Regions from separate parts of the Homo sapiens genome. Here regions 1, 2, 3 and 4 are each linked to region 5. A link is a contact called in ENCODE Hi-C data. All regions are on one chromosome and are shown on one strand. The core of a region is the stretch at or near the end of the contact, and the rest is flanking DNA. Distances in the headings are between cores, read along the strand shown. Region 1 holds the start of UIMC1 (ubiquitin interaction motif containing 1). Region 2 holds the start of MGAT4B (alpha-1,3-mannosyl-glycoprotein 4-beta-N-acetylglucosaminyltransferase B). Region 3 holds the start of RNF44 (ring finger protein 44). Region 4 overlaps LOC128966623 (a long non-coding RNA gene). Region 5 holds the start of N4BP3 (NEDD4 binding protein 3).

Region 1 (3,534 bases), core at 168-2,667, 1.1 Mb before region 5:
ACCAGGCCCGTCGACCAAGCGCTCTAATAACTAAATACAATGAACTTATTTCCGTAATTTTTGTAAAAAGGTAAATGCATACCTACACACGCATACATCCCTGATACTTCATTTTCCATTTTTTCAGTTTATATTCAGCCTCAGTTTAGGACAAGTGTGTAACAATACAATCCAAACACTTTAGTATCTAGTATCACAACAACTCTGCGTCGTAGGTATTCATATCACGATGTTCCACATGAGGAAACTTAACGCAAACAGCGGATAAGCTGGTAAAGGGCTGAGAGTTGAAGCTGAATGTATCTGATTCCAAAAACACACTTTCATTCGACTACAAGGCACTGCCTCCCTTGACAGGAAAACAATAAAGACAGAAGCATAAACTTTTCACTTTTTCCGGGTGTCATTTCTATATCTCGGTGCGATGTAGTGATTAAATGAAAGAACACTGGAGTCCAGCTGCTGGGATTCAAATCCAGCTCCACTACTGCCCGGGACTCGCGCCCCGTTAACTGAGCGGCAGGGCACCAGCCCGCCGGCTGTGGCGCTCGAGAAGCCTGCGGCGCTGCCTAAGCACCTGGAAACGCGCCGGCCCTGCGGGGGCGAAATCGTCTAGGACGATAGGGATCTCCAAGGAGTGCGCTGGGGGTTATTTTCGGGGCAAATAATTAGAGAAAACGAGGATCACACAACAAAACAGCAACCCGGCACGGGAAGGAGCGCGGGCCTGGCGCCCCGAGGCGTGAGGCGGCGCGGACCACGGCTGAGGGAGCTCGGCGCTCGCCCGACGCCCGGGAGGATGCAGGCCGCCCCCCAGGTGTGAAAGGGACCCGCCCGGCAACCGAAGGTGCAAAGCCCAACCTGGCGTTCCGAGGGGCCCTGCGTGGCGTCAGGGGAGACCCAACCCGCGTCCCGAACCCACCTCAACCTTGGGAAGGACCCAGCCCCGGCATCTGGAGAAGCCCAACCCGGCACCAGTAATGGCCGGTCCCGGCGTCCGGAATCCGCCCCGGAATCGGGAGGGTCCCAGCCCCGCATCCCGAGCCCACTTCGGCGTCCGGAGGGACCCACCCCCGACTTCGGCAAGGCCAGCCCCGGCGTCCGGAGCCCACCCCCGCGTCGCGAGAGACACACCCCGGCATCAGGAAGGGCCGCCCCGGCGTCGGGAGAGGCCTACCTTGGCGTCGGGAAGCGCCCCTCCCGGAGAGTAGCGGGCCGCGGACCCGCTGAGGAAGAAAAGGAGGCAGGGAGGGGTGGGCGGAGCTGTGCGCAGGCGGCGGGTACTCACTCGCTGGCGCAGGCCGCTCTGTAGACCTTCTCCGGGTTGCCGGGGGTCGCGAGCCGCCACACGTTGGGAGCGCGGGGGGAGGGGGAGGGGCGCGCGCGTCCGATGCCAGAGACACGCTCTCGGGGCGGGCGCAGGCGCAGCGCGCGGAGACTTAACCAACCCCCGCCGCGGGGGAGCCATCCGGGACGTACCAACTGCGCGGGAGGCGCTGACCGCCCGTGAGCCGGCTCGCACCTTGCGCGGTCTCAGTTGCTTGCGCTTTGGGGGAAAGCAAGGAGTAACAACAGACTCAGAGATAGCTGTGGGGCAAAATGTATAGAACGGCCACTTTTGAGGACAATTCCGTGTGATGAAATTTAAAATGTCCATTTTATGACCCAGCAATTTCACGTCTAGAAAAATACGGAAATGCCGGGTGCGATGGCTCACGCCTGTAATCCCAGCGCTTTGGGAGGCAGAGGCGGGCGGATTACCTGAGGTCGGGAGTTCGAGACCAGCCTGGTCAACATAGAGAAACCCCTTCTGTACTAAAATACAAAAATTAGCCAGGCGTGGTGGCGCGTGCGTGTAATAACAGCTACTCAGGAGCCTGAGGCAGGAGAATCGCTTGAATCCGGGAGGCGGAGGATGCAGTGAGCCCAGGTCACTGCCACTGCACTCCAGCCTGGGCAACAGAGCGAGACTCCGTCTCAAAAAAAAAAAAAAAAAAAAAGGGAAAGAAAGAAAAGAAAAATACAGACACTCCTACAGGTGTGCACAAGACATGTTCAAGGAGGCCAGCTTCCTGGCGGAAAATGTGAACAGCAGAAATGTCCAATAAGTCTCGCATAAATAAAACACCAAATGTCCCTACAGTGATATACTACAACAAATAAAACAAAGGAATCCTATATGTGTCAACATTTGCTAGGTCACAACTACTTAAGTTATTGAAATAGCGACATGCCAACAAATATGTACACTGTGAAATGATTTATATAAATTTAAAAATAGGTAAATTAGAACAGTATATACTGTTTACAGAAAATCTATGTGTGTAAAAGTATATAAGATGAACTAGATGGATACCATGGTAATGGTAAAGGGGTGAAAGAAGGAGTAGCGGAAAATGTGGGGAGAAGCAAACAGGACTTCAGATAGATCTGTCATGATTTCTATTAAAAAGAAAGACCTGGCCAGGCGTGGTGGATCACGCCTGTAATCCCAGCACTTTGGGGGGCCAAGGTAGGCAGATCACTTGAGGTCAGGAGTTAGAGACTAGCCTGACCAACATGGTGAAACCCCATCTCCACTAAAAATACAAAAATTAGCTTGGCGTGGTGGTACATGCCAGTAATCCCAGCTATTCGGGAGGCTGAGGCAGGAAAATCGCTTGAACCTGGGAGGCAGAGGTTGCAGTGAGCCGAGATCACACCACTGCACTCCAGCCTGGGTGACAGAGTGAGACTCTGTCTCAAAAAAAAAAAAAAGAGAGAGAGAGACCTAAAAATAAACGTAAGAAAATGTTAACAGTAGGGTAATCGAACGTGGAACTACAGGCACATTATTCTTAATACTTTTCTGTAACATTTACATTCTGGAATGCCTTTGCCCTATCTCCCCCATGCCACCTACCTCCAACTGATCCTCCAAAACCCACCTGAACCATTTCTTCCACTGCTTCCTTGAACCTCAGTTCATTTCTCCTGCATCCTTCCTCAGCTGCTGGGACATTCGATCTCCCACAGTATACTACAATTCTTTGCTCTATGAGTCTATATCTCTTCTATAAGACTTGTGAGCTCTATGAAGACATGATCCATGTAATCCTCACAAGTAGCAATGGGCCTGTCCTAAAGCAAACACTCAAAAAATGTTGATTGAATTGAATTGAGGAGTGGGGAGATCAGAAAAGGTTTCAGTGCAGGGCCAAAAAGATCCTTTTAGGGCATCTTACTTCAGGGAAGACTATTGATGCATTGGTGGTGGCAGCCATTCTGCAAACCTGAGGACAGACAGCCTATGGCAGGCAGCCTGTAAGATGGCCCTAGATCCCACAGGCTGGCAACCACACTCTTGTGTAATCTCTCTTCTTGTGTGTGGGCTATGCTTAATAACTCACTTCTAAACAATAGAATAAGGCAGAAATGATGGCATGTCATTTCCAAGAGTGGGTGATAAAAACTCTATGGCTTCCTTCTTGGGTACTATCTCAAGTTCTCAATTTGCTCACTCAGGCCAAATGCTATACTGTGAGAAATAGCCAT
Region 2 (3,545 bases), core at 417-2,916, 1.7 Mb after region 5:
GCTCAGGACAAAGGGCAAGGGCTCACGGCTCTACCCACGACTCAAAGAGCATGCCCCAGCCCTTCAGATATGGCCCCACCTAGGCCTTCATGCCAGTGTGCTTTTATAGTCACCCTGCCAAGGACCCAGAATGTCCTTCCCCAGGTGACACACCCTACCTACAGAGAATTCTGCCCCAGCCATGCCTGCCCTTGATAATATACCCCGCCAGCACGGCCTCTGCCCAGCCATCCCTCCCGTGTCAGGCAGGCTCCCCGCAGAGTCCCTGGGTGATGCCTCTCTGGCCCTGGAGCCCCAAGGCCAGCCCAGGCCTCTGCTCTGGCAGAACAAGTGCGGCAGGCGGGCGTGCTGGCAGAGCTCGGCGTGGGTAGATGGAGCTCGGAGGGTCCGGAAGGGTCCAGGTTCCCTCGCCCTCCTCCGCAGCCTCTCTGGGATGGCGCTCCGGGACAGGGAAACAGGGAAGCAGGTGGCGGGGAGGCCGAGGGGCAGCTGGACTCAGCCCGCTTAGGCCTCCAGCAGGCAGGCAGGCAGGAGGCCACTCTCCCGGAACCTCCAGGCCGGGGGAAGAGCGCCTCCGAGGGCTCAGGCCCTACTCGGCCCCACCATCGCCAAGACCGGCCAGCGGGGCGGCGCGGGGGGATCGGCCCGCACCCTCCGCCTGCAAGAGCGCTGGGCGCACGCGGAGGGCGGGGGCCAGCCCGGGAAGCTCGGGGTGCGGAGGACGGGCTGGGGCCGCACGGGAGCGCAGGGCAGCAGGGGCCGGGCTGCCTCAGGACGCCTCCCTCCCTCCCTCCCTCCCTCCCACAGGCCGGATGCTGCCGACGCGTTCTGGGCGCCGAAGGGAGTCCCAGGACCGGGTGTCACGCCGGGGTCGCCCAGGCCGGCGCGGGGCAGCAGGCAGCAGGGTGGGGGGGTGCCCTCGCGCCTGTGTCCCTCACGCCGCCCCAGCTCCTGCCCAGGTGGCTGTGGCTGGCGTTCCGGGACCTCTGTGACCTTGGGTCTCTGCCCCTCTCCGAGAACCCCACGGGTCCCCAGCTCAGCGTCGGGACAGCTGCGCCCGCGGAGTCCGGTCCGGAGCACCCACGGGCGCGGCCCGGGCCCGAGGAGAACGCCGCGGCTCCAGCAGCAAACAAGTGGGGGAGGGTGGGAGGGGCGTCCTCGCGCCGCCCGGGCGGGGAAGGGGCGCCTGCGTCGGCTTCCGGCCGCCTTCCGCGGCCACCGCCGGGCCCGCTCCCGCCGCCGACGCCCAGGTGCGCCAGGTGCGGGCCGGGCGGGGGTCGCGCTCACCTTTCTGGCCGCTGAGTGCCGCGTACCAGGACAGCGAGAGGAAGGCGCACAGGCAGAAGAGCAGCAGCGTCAGGAAGGTGCCATTGCGGAGCCTCATCTCCTCGGGTGCGCGGCGGGCGCCCGCGGGGCCGAGGCTGCATGGCCCGGGGGACCGGGGCCGGGGCGCAGGGGTCGGAAGGCGGCGGCGGCGGCGGCAGGGGCCCCGGCCCCGGGTCGGGGAGGGGCGGGGGGCCCGGGGCCGGGCGGGGACCGGGCCAGGGAGCGCGCCGGCCGCCCCTCAGGGCGCAAGCTTTGTGCCCTGTACTCAGGGAAGAGGAACAGGCTCAGAAGGGCAGAGGCAGGTATCAGGCTCACTGCAGATATCAGGGGCGCGGGACACTGGCGGCCTCGCCTCCGCGGCAGGGCCGGGCCGGGCCGGGCTGGGCTGGGCTGGGCGGCGAGAGCCGCGGCCCGGCCTGGATCTGGGGCCTGGATCTGGGGCCGCCGCGGAGTCGACGGCGCAGGGCGGGGCGGCCCGGATTTAAAGGGGCCGCAGCACCGCCGTCGCCGGCGCCGCGAGGGGGTGGGGTGGGGGCCGGCGGCCGGGATCCCGATCGGCTCCCGCAGCCCCGCGTGGGCTCGTGCGAGTCGGCCTCAGGTAAGGCTGGAGTGGGAGTGCAGGTCGACCGCAGCCGGGGCGGGGGGCGGGCGGCGGGGGCGGCGCTCCGGGACCCCGGTACCCTTCTCAGCAACATCTCCTCCGCGCGCGGACCCCGACCCCATTCGCACGTTCTCGGGGCTCTTTCCCGGGCGTGAGGGGCTCTGGGTGGCGCGGGGGACTGGGCGGTTGAAGCCGGGAGCGACCGCTGCCTTCGCTGCCGCCCAGGGCGCTTCCCCGCTCAGGAGCTTCCTCTGGGCCTCTGGACGGAGGCGCGCAGGGGCCCGGGAGGCGGGAACGATGGGCCTTTCTAGGCGGTATCAGGGCCGATGCTCGTGGATGCAGAGCAGTGACCAGCCCAGAACCGTACCGGCTTCCCGGGGCAGGGGCGGCCCGAGAGCGCCGCTAACGGGAGCAACGGGCCCTGCCCCCGGTGGTGTAGGGGCCACCTCGCCCCGCCCAGCCCAGCCCGATATTGATGGGGGCCCACGCCTTCATTGTTTTTTTGTTGTTGTTGTTTTTTGTTGTTTTTTGTTTGTTTGTTTTTGAGACGGAGTCTCGCTCTGTTGCCCAGGCTGCAGTGCAGTGGCGCAATCTCGGCTCACTGCACCCTCCGCCTCCCGGGTTCAAGCGATTCCCCTGCCCCAGCCTCCCGAGTAGCTGGGACTACAGGCGGCCGCCACCACACCTGGCTAATTTTTGTATTTTTAGTAGACACGAGGTTTCACCGTATTGGCCAGGCTGGTCTCGAACTCCTGACCTTGTGATCCGCCCGCCTCGGCCTCACAAAGTGCTGGGATTACAGGCGTGAGCCACCACGCACGGCCCATTTGCGTTCTAATTTCAGGCGTTCCTCAATCCTCTGTGGAACCAGGAAGGGCGCAAATTATAAAGGGACTGGCCCAGCGCCGCCTCTGGGCAGGCTTTGGGCAGCGCCTGGCCCGCTGCCGGCTTGGACCTCCCAGACCTAGGGGCCCGGTTCCTGGTGGAGGCTGCAGGGACCTCTGCCCCACCCGCCCGGGGGAGGCCCGAGGGGCTGGACTCAGACTGAGATTGAATGCGGCTTTGTCTTCCTAGTTCAGCCCCGGCCCACACCTGGGGCTGAGTGGAATCGGGAGCTTCGAGGGGTCTGGACAGAGAGATTGATGCCAAGAAGGGGGTGGCCGAGCCAGAGGTTGAAGTGGGCTGGATCCTGAGGCCCCCTGTTAAAGGAGAGGGCTCCCCACTCAGTGCTCCTGGAACTTTCCGAACTAGAGACTGGGACTTATAGGAGCCTTCTAGAGGAAACTGTCGTGTTTTCACAGGTGTCTTCTATTTGTGGCAAAGGATAATGGCTTTTCACTTAGGTTGTGACATAAAGGGCCTTAGAAATTGTTAATGAGTTACTTAATGTTAAAACTTAGTCACCCAGAGGCCGGGCGCGGTGGCTCATGCCTGTAATCCCAGCACTTTGTGAGGCCGAGGCAGGCGAATCACGAGGTCAGGAGATCGAGACCATCCTGGCTAACACGGTGAAACCCCGTCTCTACTAAAAAATACAAAAAATTAGCCGGGTGTGGTGGCTCATGCCTGTAATCCCAGCACTCTGAGAGGCTAAGGCAGGAGGATCATTTGAGCTCAT
Region 3 (3,585 bases), core at 593-3,092, 1.6 Mb before region 5:
GAGAGAACGGAATTGGTCCTAGTTGGCCTCCTAGGCCCAAACTCCCCCAAGCCATAACTCCTGTGGCATCAGTAGCTGGAGGAAATCACCTAATCCCGAGTCTCCAAGCCATACAGGAGGCTGGGAGAGCACTCTCTTTCAGGCACCCATCTTTAGCTCTGTAGTACAGAGAAGCAAGCAAGGCCCAGAGTTGGAGCTAGCAACTTGCTCAAGGTCAAATAGCAAGGGTGGCCAGGTGGCCTCCCCTAACAACTGCTCTGCCCGTCCACATCTCCATGCTGTCCTATCACGGAGCTCTGTGTGAACGGGTCTTGAGAGTCCCGTCGCTGAGCCCCGTCCGCCCCAGGCACGCAATGCATTTTGCAGTTAACATAACCCCCCACACCCACCCATGAGAGCCGGCCAACCCCTTAAGTCCAGTGCCCCAAGCACCTACCCTGACCTTGGTCTAAGAGCCCCAGGGATCTGTTTGCAGGAAGAGACACTCCCTTTTGCAGATAAAAACAAAGTCAGACCCTGGGGGCATGAGCAGACTCAGCCAGGAAGAGAAGCCCCCCTTCCTACTTCCCCACACCCCACCCGAAACAAGCAGGCTCTGCCCAGCGCAAGCAGAGCTTCCCAACGTGTGGTGCCTGGAGGCCGCTGAGGGCCGGACCACCAGACTAGGAGAGAAGACTCCCTAGTGACCTTGGTCAAGGAAATCCCTTTGCTTCTGAGCGCCTCAGTTGGCACAGCTATAAAATGGGGGTGGAAATCTTTCCTTCCCACAGCGCCCAAATAAAACCAGAAGAGTCCAGAAGAAACCAGGTGGTCACACTAGTGGGGGAGGAAACCAGGGTCCTGGGGAAGGGGGGGCTCCCCAACGCGGGCCAAGTGCACGCTGTGGGGCTCTGGGAAGCTTACCCAGCCACCCCTCCCCAGGCATAGTGCTGGGGGGCCGAGGCGCGGACACAGCCCCGAGAGGGGCCTCCCTCGTCCGCTTCCTACTCTTTTGCGCCGCTCTCGGAGGGACACCGGGGGCGGGAGGCGAGACTGCAGCGCAGGGGCCAGAACGCTGCGACTTTAAGAGCCGAGGATCCCGGACCATGTGCTCGGCGTGAGACAAAAGCAACAACAAAGGAAGTGGCGGCCGCAGGGGGAGGGGGGCGGCTCCTTCCTCTCCAACCGCAGCGCTCAGCTGCAGGAGAGGGGAGATACGGCCCGGCCACGGGGGGCCTTGGGGGGGGTTCCTGATCCCTGGGGTCTCGCTGCCCGCAGTCTGGACCGCCCGTGATTAACCCCTACGGAGCCACCTAGATCACGGCCCCCATTCCCAGGGGAGGGGAACAGAAGGTCCATGGGTGGGGGAATAGGAAGTTGGGGGCCCTGGCACCGACTCACCTTTGGCCGCCCGGCCACACGTTGACTCCTTTGTTCCCGATCTAGGACGGCCAAACTGGGCAGGGGGCGGGGGAGGGGGGGGGTGCCTGTCTGGATCCTTTAAGAGCTCCCGCCCTGCGGAACAATGTGCTCCCCTCCCCACCCCCGGGTCCGGGGGCAGCCCGGCTCCTTCCGGGGCCTCTCTCTTTGTTGTCCGCCCGACGGCGTCTGCCTCGCGAGGCCCACGCGCGATCAGTCTCTCTCGGCCCAGGCCCTCAGGGAGCGGGAGGCGGCGCAGGACGCAGCTGGGTCTGCGCGGCAGCCGGCGGCTGGCCCTTTAAGAACTGTCCGCGGCGGCAGCGGAATGTAACAAACCCCACATTTGATTCACAACATTCGAAGCGGCGGGGTCGCGCGCCAGACGGGAGGGGGCTCGCGGGGGCGCGCCGGGAGGCTCCGGCAAACAGTAGCCCGCTGCAAGCCCGCAGGGGCCCCGCCCCGCGCCGGGAGCTCCGCCCTGAGAGCCAATCACTCGCCGCGACCACGCACGTGACTAGTGGGCCACCATCTTGAATTTTTTTAACCTCCTCCTCGCCCCCACCTTCGCACTTAAAGGGACCGCAGCCATAGTCAAAAGCAAGGGGCGGGGCCGCATATCCTGACATAAAGATGGGGAGACCCCAGGGTGGGCAAAACCGATCGGCTGCAACTCGAACTTGCTATGCAAACTCGCTAACTACTCGCGCCTCTGAGGCTCAGTTTCCCTGCCGAAGAAATGGGTCCCGCCAGGAGAACCGGCAGTACGGACTTACTGTGTCATGGTCCCCTCCTCGGGGACAGGGTGCCGCCTGAGATACTGAAGTGCAATGGGTCTGACCTCTGACGGGGCGAGAGCGGCCCAAGTGGTTATGCTGGCTCTAACAACCCTGGGCCGGCCACCTTCCCGGAGATGACGTCACCCCCAAGAGCTGCAGCACCGCGCTGACATCATGGCCCGGCCGCCCCACTTCTCCTTGTTTATACTACACGGCGTCTTTAAAAAGCTGGTACGGCCCAGATTGCCCAACAGACCAATGGCGGACCACCCATGCAAACGAGCTAACGTCTGCCGGGCAAGGAGATTGGCCCTGCTCGCGCTGACGTCACAGAGACATTTAACCGCCACGCCCCCAGCGTGGCGGTGGAGGAAGAGAGGCGGGGAACAGGTTGTAGTTTAAAGCAAAAGTGCAGGCGCTGGGCGCTCTAGCTGCTAGGCTGGGCTTGAGAGTTTGGTGTCCCCGCGGAGACCTCCCTAGCCAGGGAAACTGGGAACTAAGCCCAGTGAAGCGTCTATACTTTAGTTTTCTATTCCTCTCAGCAGCTATGAGACGGAGGGATTACTATAGCCAGTTCATTTTACAGATGGGGAAAGTGAGGGCCTTCCCTTACTCCAGATCACACAACTAGAAGTGTGGCGGAGCAGGAGTGTGAACCTAATCCAAAGCCGAGCCTCGTTCTCCTTTGCCTCGAAGCCCACCCACCCGGGCAAAATTTATACAAAATGGGGTATTACCTCCACCACAATTATATAAGCAGAAAATCAGTAATTTGCTAAATATCCAAGAGCTGGAACAGGTCGAATAATGAATATTGGGTGCATGCATATAATCAATAACGACTCTTGGGCAGTTACCACAAAGAGGCAGCTGGAGGCGACACGGGGCTATCTCCAAGACAGCCATAAACAAGGCGCCAATGCAAAATGTTAACATCTGTTAACCTGTGTGGTGGGCCATGGGGCAGGGGGATGGGGGGCTCATTTTCTATGCTGCTTTGGTATATTTCGTAATCCTAAATTTTATATAAAAATTGAAACCAAGATGCTGAACAGTTCTAACAGTATGTATCAGGTTTCTTTAATTGGACATATGCCACATCTGCATATATTTCTGGAAGGGTATACAGGAAACTGATTAACAATTGTCCTTAGGGAGAACTGGAAGGGAGAAGTTGGGTCAGTAGGATAGACTATTGTATATATTGCACATTAGCTCTTTTTTAAAAACCCTATGCATTATAACCCACTGAAATTTTTAAAGAAAGCTATTATAAAGACTATGTCTTAAGTCTTTTAAGCCAGAAAACCTTTTGTTCCCTTAGAATCAGAAACCCCCTTTCAGCTTGGGGAACAGACATGTTTATGGCAATGTTTAGACCAGCAATGATCGTATCACTGTGCAACACAAT
Region 4 (3,622 bases), core at 691-3,190, 1.4 Mb after region 5:
ATCCCAAAGCCATTGCCACTTTTACTTTGAACAAGCTGGACTCATGGGGTACTCCAGAGCCAACTCTGTTTTCTCCACGCAGCCTGCTCCTTGCTGCTGGTTCTGAGTCCCTGAATGAAATCTGGGATCTTCATGGCTTACCTACTTACATTCAGGAAAATAAAAAAAAAATCCTCCAGTCATCTCCAATAACAAGAAGAGGTCTGATTTCACTCATTAAACTATGCAGTGTGATGTCATAGCCAAATGGCCACACCGCATTGGAGAGCCAAGTTTTCTCTCCCAGAACAGCCTGCCTGGGCGCGGGCCACCATGCCCGGCTAATTTTTGTATTTTTAGTAGAGACAGGGTTTCACCATGCTGGCCAGCCTGGTCTCGAACTCCTGACCTCGCGATCCGCCAGCCTCGGCCTCCCAAAGTGCTGGGATTACAGGCGTGAGCCATTGTGCCGGGCCACTTTTCTTTCTTTCTTTTTTCTCTTTTTTTTTTTTTTTTGAGACAGAGTCTCGCTCTGTCGCCCAGGCTGGAGTGCAGTGGTGCCATCTCGGCTCACTGCAAGCTCCGCTTCTCAGGTTCACGCCATTCTCCTGCCTCAGCCTCCCGAGTAGCTGGGACTACAGGCGCCCGCCACCACACCCGGCTAATTTTTTGTATTTTTACTAGAGACGGGGTTTCGCCATGTTAGCCAGGATGGTCTCCATCTCCTGACCTCGTGATCCACCTGCCTGAGCCTCCCCAAAGTGCTGGGATTACAGGCGTGAGCCACCGCGCCCGGCCTCTTTTTTAAAGAAGGTTTTATTTTTGCAATAACATTACTAGCGCTATTGACAAGTATCAAATGCACACTGTATAACTACAGCAAACCCATCCACAACGTATTCGACTGTTCAGAGCCCTGAATGACATCTTGATAAAGAGCCAAAAGTTGTTTCCATAAAGATCTTCAAGGTGTTTGAGCACATCTTGTCAGACGCCCGTAAAGGAAGCTGACTCTCACTGGGTTCCAGGAATTACGTGGTTACGTCCATAACAGCCCATCTGACAAGTGGCAAATACCCGTGGAAAACCAATTAACTGTGCTCCTCGGTTTACCCTGGAGGATGGTGGCGGATGACGCGACTAAGTTTGCTTTGAGCCTGCTTCAAGTTCCAACTTCCTTGGAGTTAGTCGCATTTACAATTTAAAACATGCAAAAATCCACGCTTGTGTATGAAATTCGTGTTTCTTCAGAACATGAGGCTAAGACAACGTGGATATTATGGGATGATGGGCCGTTCACAGAGAAATCCCCGTCCCGGGCACACTCAGGCCTGGCGCCTGGCCTGCGGCTCACCTGGTGGGAGGAAAGGTTTCTCTGGGTGGTCCAAGGCGGCACAGGTGACCCAGGGCGAGGAGCCTCTGGGGGGCTCAGCGAACCCAGCGTCCACTCAAGCTCGTCCTGCCCCTGGCAATCCACGCGGTGCCGGGTGGATGCGTGGGAGCCACATCAAAGTCCCCCCACAAGTGCCTGGGGCTCCCCGCTGATTTCGAGGTCTACAGAATGGGTTTCTTGCAACTCACATCCTTCAGCTGGAGGACCCCAGAAAGGCAGAGCTCCCGTCCAGAGTGTGCTGGTCCCGGACGCAGACCTGCTCCCAAATGCCCTGGGGTCGGGCGTAAGGCCTGGGGATCGCCGGAGCCTGGTTTCCTCACTGCGGTGCTCACTGCCGCCGCCTCTTCCCCGGACGCCCGGTCTGTCTGAGGTCGCCGGGTCTGTGGACGCGGATCCGAATCGGAGCTTCCGAGGGTGATCTGAGATCCAAAGTCAGGAGTCTTCTGCATCCTGCCCTTTGTCAGCGCTGGTCCTCATTTCACCTGCCCAGGGCCTTCAGGAGGGGCGACACTCTCCGGCTGCGGGCGGCCCAGCGCTCGCCCCCCTCGGCCCCACGTACTCTTCCTGCCTCGCCCCCATCGCCCTCCTCCGGCTTCCCGCGCCTCCCGGGGCTCTGCGCTTGCGTCCAGGGCGCCCTCTCCGGGGACAATGGGCGGGTGCTTCGCAGGCTGCAGTCAGGGCCGACTTCACCCGGCGAGGACAGGGCGAGGCGCTGGGCCCAGAGGTATGTTTGAAACGATTCGCGTATGTGAATCTACTTTTTGAATTGTAAATTTTATGAAACCTAAATACAAATCATGTACTTCTTATGAAAATTTCGTGTCTGAATTAAGAAGTGCTATCAATATAAAAGAACAGATTTCGAAAACTTAGTACAAAAATAGAAGGTGAAATATTTCATTCATGTTTATGTTGATAACATGTTCAAATGACACTACTTTGGACGTATTGAATTAAATATATTATTAAAACTCATTGCACATATTTCTTTTTACTTTTCTAAGTGGCTACTACAAACATTAAGTCACATGTGTTCTTGCATTATATTTCTACTGGACAGTGTGCTGTACAAGAAAATAGAAAAAGTATAAAAATTATCCAGTTCATTTTATGAAACTAGAATTTTTAATTCTCAAATCAGATAAGGTTAACATAAAAATAAAATTATAAAACCATTTTTTACTTATGATCACTGATATAAAACAAAATATAGCTAACAGAATCAAATAGTATATATATAAATTTATCATATTGTATTTAAGATCTTTATTTTTCTAACATTCTTGGTCCTATGAAAACATTTCAGTATACAACATCAGAGAAAAACCATCATAATCTATATGCCAGTCATCACAATCGACATGGTATAATTTTTAAAAATAAACTATCTTGCCCTGTAGATGTATATATACAGCAGTCCCTCTGTATCCACAGGGGATTCGTTCCAGGACCCTCCCCCCAAAATCCACAATGCTCAAGTCCCTTATATAAAGTAGCATTGTACTGTCAGTCCCCAATTTATGATGGCTTCAATTGGGATTTGACTTGCCAATGGTGCAAAAGCAATGGGCATTCAGAACGCTTCTCATCTTACAATAGGGTTACATCTGGATAAACCCATTGTAAATTCAACTCGCCATATGGTCAATCTATACGATGGATGTATTTGGTTGTAACCCCATCATAAGTCAAGGAGCATCTGTATTTGCGTATAACCTATAACCTATGCACATCCTCTGTCCCAGGTTAATTATTTAGAGGTATAATTTAAATCACCTCTAAATTTTATTTTATTTTATTTTATTTTTGAGATGGAGTCTTGCTCTGTCGCCCAGGCTGGAGTGCAGTGGTGTGATCTCGGCTCACTGCAAGCTCTGCCTCCCGGCTTCACGCCATTCTCCTGCCTCAGCCTCCCGAGTAGCTGGGACTACAGGCGCCTGTAACCACACCCAGCTAATTTTTTGTATTTTTAGTGGAGACGGGGTTTCACTGTGTTAGCCAGGATGGTCTCGATCTCCTGACCTCGTGATCTGCCCGTCTCGGCCTCCCGAAGTGCTGGGGTTACAGGCGTGAACCACCATGCCCGGCCCAATCACCTCTAAATTATTTACACTACTAGTTAATACAATGTAAATGCTATGTAAATAGCTGTTGGGGCCAAGCATGGTGGCTCACTCCTGTAATCCCAACACTTTGGGAGGCTGAGGCAGGAGGATTACTTGAGCCCAGGAGTTCGAGACCAGCCTGTGG
Region 5 (3,676 bases), core at 1,134-3,633:
CAGGTGGATCACCTGAGGTCGGGAGTTCAAGACCAGCCTGACCAACCCCGTCTCTACTAAAAATACAAAATTAGCCGGGCATGGTGGCACACACCTGTGCCAACCAGCTACTCGGGAGGCTGAGACAGAAGACTCGCTTGAACCTGGGAGGGGGAGGTTGCAGTGAGCTGAGATCACGCCATTGCACTTCAGCCTAGGCAACAAGGGTGAAACTCCATCTCAAAAAAAAAAAAAAGTTGCCGGGCGCAGTGGCTTATGCCTGTAATCCTAGCACTTTGGGAGGCCAAGGGGGGGTGGATCACGAGGTCAGGGGATCGAGATCATCCTGGCTAACATGGTGAAACCCCATCTCCACTAAAAATACAAAAAATTAGCCGAGTGTGGTGGTGGGCACCCGTAGTCCCAGCTATTTGGGATGCTGAGGCAGGAGAATGGCGTGAACCCGGGAAGCGGAGCTTGCAGCGAGCTGAGATCGCACCACTGCACTCCAGCCTGGGCGACAGAGCAAGACTCCATCTCAAAAAAAAAGTTCTTTCAGCCAGGCATGGTGGCTCACGCCTGTACTCCCAGCACACTGAGAGGCTGAGGCAGGCAAATCATTTGCCTTAATTGATTTGCCCACCTCGTCTTCCCAAAGTGCTGGGATTACAGGCGTGAGCCGCCATGCCTGGCCAGAAGTTCTTCCTAGAGGTTCTATGCTGTCCTAGCAAGAATTGGTAAGAACAGCATAGAACACAAGGGGTTGCAAATTTGTGGGCCGTAGACCAAATCTGTTCCACAAGTGACAAGATGTTTTTTAATTGAGGTAAAATGTGCATACCATAAAATTAGCCGTTTTAAAGCAAACAATTCAATGACATTTGTATATTCATAACGTTGTGCAACCACCACCTCTGTCAGGCTCCAAAACATTTTCCTCATCCCAGAAGGAAACCCTATGCTTGTTAGGCAATCACTCTGCCTTTCTCTCTCCCCACAGCCTCTGGCTCTAATCTGCTTTCTGTTTGTCTGGATTTACTTATTATAAATGGCATCATTAACACATGTGGGCTTTGTGTCTGGTTTCTTTCACTTGCCATGTTTTGGAGGTTTATCCATGTTGTAGCAGGTATCATCAGTGTTTCATTCCTCTTTTTCTTTTCTTTTCTTTCTTTTTTTTTTTGAGACAGGCTTACGCCATCATCCAGGCTGGAGTGTAGTGGCACAATCTCCGTTCATTGCAACTCTGCCTCCTGGGTTCAAGCAATTCTCCTACCTTAGCCTCCCGAGTAGCTGGGATTACAGGCTCGCTCCACCATGCCTGGCTAATGTTTGGTGTTTTTGGTAGAGATAGAATTTCGCCATGTTGGCCAGGCTGGTCTCAAACTCCTGACCTCAAGTGAGCCGCCTGCCTCGGCCTCCCAAAATGCTAGGATTACAGGGGTGAGCCACCACATCAGGTCTTTTTTTTTTTAAGATAGAGATGGAGTTTTGTGAGTTGCCCAGGCTGTTCCTGAACTCCTGGCCTCCAAAAGTGCTGGGAGAGTTCAGACATGAGTCATCACATGGCGTTCATTTCTTTTTTATGGCTGAATAATATTCCACTGAATGGATCTACCATTGTTTGCTTACACCCTCATCAATTGTTAGTTTGGGCTGTTTCCACCTTTTGGCTCTTTGACTATTGTGACTAGTACTGCCAAGAACATTACTTGTTTGAGGACTATAATTGCCGGATCATATGGTAACTCTATGCTTAACTTTTGAATTAGAAACGGTGTTTTAATTTTTCGAATATGACTCCTTTACGTGTCTGTGTCTGTTTCCATGTCTTCCTACTGTCTTAGTAGGAAGCTCACGACTCATTTGCGTAATTTTTCTGGCCCCTGAAGGCACCTGATTTTGCTGCCCCTAGAATACTTTGGAGGCAAAAAGAAAATAACTCTGTGCCCAATTCAGCCAGAGTCGTGGGGTAAAATCTTTTCACTTCTCAAAGTACTACTGTGGTTCATCCCCAAAGGGGGGAAATCAGGTTTTCCGGAGAGGAGGCGGCTACAATTAGGGAGGTGAGGGACCTCACGCGCCTCTTCCTTAGAGGAGGCGGGCGAGGCGAACGGCGGAGGAGGAGAAGCGGGGGCGCTGTGCGCTCTCTGGGGCGTGGGCCGCGCTCGGGGCTGCCCACCCCTCGGGAACGAGCCGGGGCGCTCAAGGAGGCAGCGACGCGAGGCGCAGCCGGTCCAGGTTTCGCCCGCCACCGCCGTGCGGCGCCTCTGCGGGTCAGGGCCGGGGGCGCGGTCGGGGCCGGGCGGGGCCCAGGTTGGCTCGCGGGTAGGCGGCCCCGCCCCCCACATCCGGGGGCCGGGGCCGGGCTGTGGGCTTGCCGCGCGCCGGTGAGTCAGGCCGGGTTTTCCCTCCGCCTTTGGGGCAGGCGATCGAGCGCCGCGGAGCGCGTCCCTCCCTCGCCAATCCGGCTCCGGCGCCGGCGCCCGCCCGCGTTTTCCCGGCGCCTGCCGCTCCGCCGCTCCGACCCGGCACGCAGTCCCGGCCCGAGCCGACGCCTTGCAGGAGGGTTCAAATCCGCGCGGGGGAGCTGCGACGCGCAAGGGCTGCGGAGCCGCGGGCCGGCGAGCGCGTCGCCACCATGGTAAGTGGGGCGCGCGAGGGGCTGGGGACCCGGGCTGGACTCGGGGGGTGGGGAGGGGTGGGGCGGGTCGCCAAGGTCTTGTTTTCGGGCGTCCTTGGCAAAGCTGCTGTCCCGCTGGCCGAGGCTCCCGTCTGAGAGATGGGCGGGGGTGGCAAGGTGCGGCGTGCGCCCAGGTGTCCCCTGCTCCCGGTCACCGAGGCACCGGATCGGGGACCGACCCCGATGCTCCGCTGGAGGGGCAGGCGGCAGGCTACCTTGCTCTCCCCAACCCCTGCAAACGCGCTTTCCAGGGAGCAGCGCGCGGGACCCCTGCGCCACGGCTGGGTGGGGCAGGCGTCCTTGGCGCCGGCGTCTGACCTCGGCCTCCGCCCCCCGGCCCAGCCGCTCCCGGCAGGCCTCAGGGAGGGGCCAGGAGGAGACGCGCCTCCCACCCCGCCCCCCAGGTAGCTCCGGGACCTCCCGCAGCTTTGGGGAACCCTCGCCTTCACCCCTGCTTTCCTGACACAAATTCCGTGGGGATGCAACCTCGTTTGCCCCTCTGACTTCCCCATGAGATCTCTCGCTTCCTCCCACACCTCCTTTATCCCCCAACCCCCTGCCGGTCCACCAGGCTGCAGCTGCGGGTCTGCGGGTAGGGGACATTCCTAGGTCTTGACCGCCAGAGCACCCGGTCCAGTCCCGGCCACAGCCTTTGGCCCAAGTGAGGGCTGGCCTGGGGACAAGCCGAAATCAGGGCCCTGGCTGTATCCAGAAAGAGAACTGAGACCCGTTGCCTCCCACTGGGCCACCCCCCGACCCCAACCACATAGGAACAGATTGGGCCTGGCTGTCCTCGGGAGGGAGCGGACGCAGGAGGCCATCCTGGGCGCGGTTATCAGCCTCCTCCCAGGGCCCTCCCAGGCAGGGCTTCTCTACCGGCTGGCAGCGTGTGGTGTGCATGTGCCAGACTGTGAATGAATGCGGCCAGCCTGCCTCTGCCACCGCCTCTAGAGCTAGCATAGCGACTCGGAGTCCCCATGAGGCAGGTTTCCTCTATTTCTTCCTGACCTGGGG

The links. Hi-C counts contacts between places; a loop is a spot of excess contacts on that map. Pooled maps may share reads with other maps.
Region 1: a loop to region 5 is called in a pooled map, with 3 times the contacts of the local background. The contact joins the promoter of UIMC1 here to the promoter of N4BP3 in region 5. A Hi-C loop is called at or near these places in 5 of 50 pooled maps.
Region 2: a map of OCI-LY7 shows a loop between it and region 5 (7-fold over the local background). The contact joins the promoter of MGAT4B here to the promoter of N4BP3 in region 5. A Hi-C loop is called at or near these places in 2 of 168 maps with a recorded cell type or tissue (GM12878 and OCI-LY7), 23 of 37 single-sample maps with no recorded cell type and 10 of 50 pooled maps.
Region 3: a map of GM12878 shows a loop between it and region 5 (7-fold over the local background). The contact joins the promoter of RNF44 here to the promoter of N4BP3 in region 5. A Hi-C loop is called at or near these places in 2 of 168 maps with a recorded cell type or tissue (CD8-positive, alpha-beta T cell and GM12878), 3 of 37 single-sample maps with no recorded cell type and 8 of 50 pooled maps.
Region 4: a loop to region 5 is called in a pooled map, with 3 times the contacts of the local background. The contact joins the enhancer-like site here to the promoter of N4BP3 in region 5. A Hi-C loop is called at or near these places in 3 of 37 single-sample maps with no recorded cell type and 2 of 50 pooled maps.

Annotation. Positions count from the first base shown.
Region 1 is chr5:177,005,362-177,008,895 of GRCh38, forward strand. UIMC1 (ubiquitin interaction motif containing 1) reads right to left here and starts at 1,418. Exons shown (of 15, transcript NM_001199298.2): 1 at 1,289-1,418. RefSeq lists silencers at 624-673, 1,044-1,433, 1,444-1,543.
Region 2 is chr5:179,805,200-179,808,744 of GRCh38, forward strand. MGAT4B (alpha-1,3-mannosyl-glycoprotein 4-beta-N-acetylglucosaminyltransferase B) reads right to left here and starts at 1,667. Exons shown (of 15, transcript NM_014275.5): 1 at 1,288-1,667. The coding sequence starts at 1,384. It also overlaps a transcript of SQSTM1 not described here. RefSeq lists silencers at 522-941, 952-1,081, 1,212-1,281, 1,512-2,071, 2,242-2,411 and an enhancer at 823-1,484.
Region 3 is chr5:176,535,560-176,539,144 of GRCh38, forward strand. RNF44 (ring finger protein 44) reads right to left here and starts at 1,843. Exons shown (of 11, transcript NM_014901.5): 1 at 1,381-1,843. LOC124901143 (a long non-coding RNA gene) reads left to right here and starts at 2,370. Exons shown (of 2, transcript XR_007059071.1): 1 at 2,370-2,564; 2 at 3,499-3,585. RefSeq lists silencers at 1,337-1,526, 1,607-1,866 and enhancers at 1,977-2,416, 2,657-2,836.
Region 4 is chr5:179,528,816-179,532,437 of GRCh38, forward strand. The region is part of intron 4 of LOC128966623 (a long non-coding RNA gene); the gene reads left to right. Among named protein-coding and RNA genes, the nearest start is that of RUFY1, 20 kb to the right of the region's middle. RefSeq lists enhancers at 956-1,562, 1,563-2,168. Within about 2 kb of position 1,941, at least 13 of the 41 ENCODE cell types and tissues checked have a DNase peak (open chromatin) inside an H3K27ac peak, as active enhancers do.
Region 5 is chr5:178,111,149-178,114,824 of GRCh38, forward strand. It overlaps N4BP3 (NEDD4 binding protein 3), which reads left to right and starts at 2,384. Exons shown (of 5, transcript NM_015111.2): 1 at 2,384-2,623. RefSeq lists silencers at 2,124-2,673, 2,754-3,073, 3,424-3,473 and enhancers at 3,512-3,676, 3,554-3,613.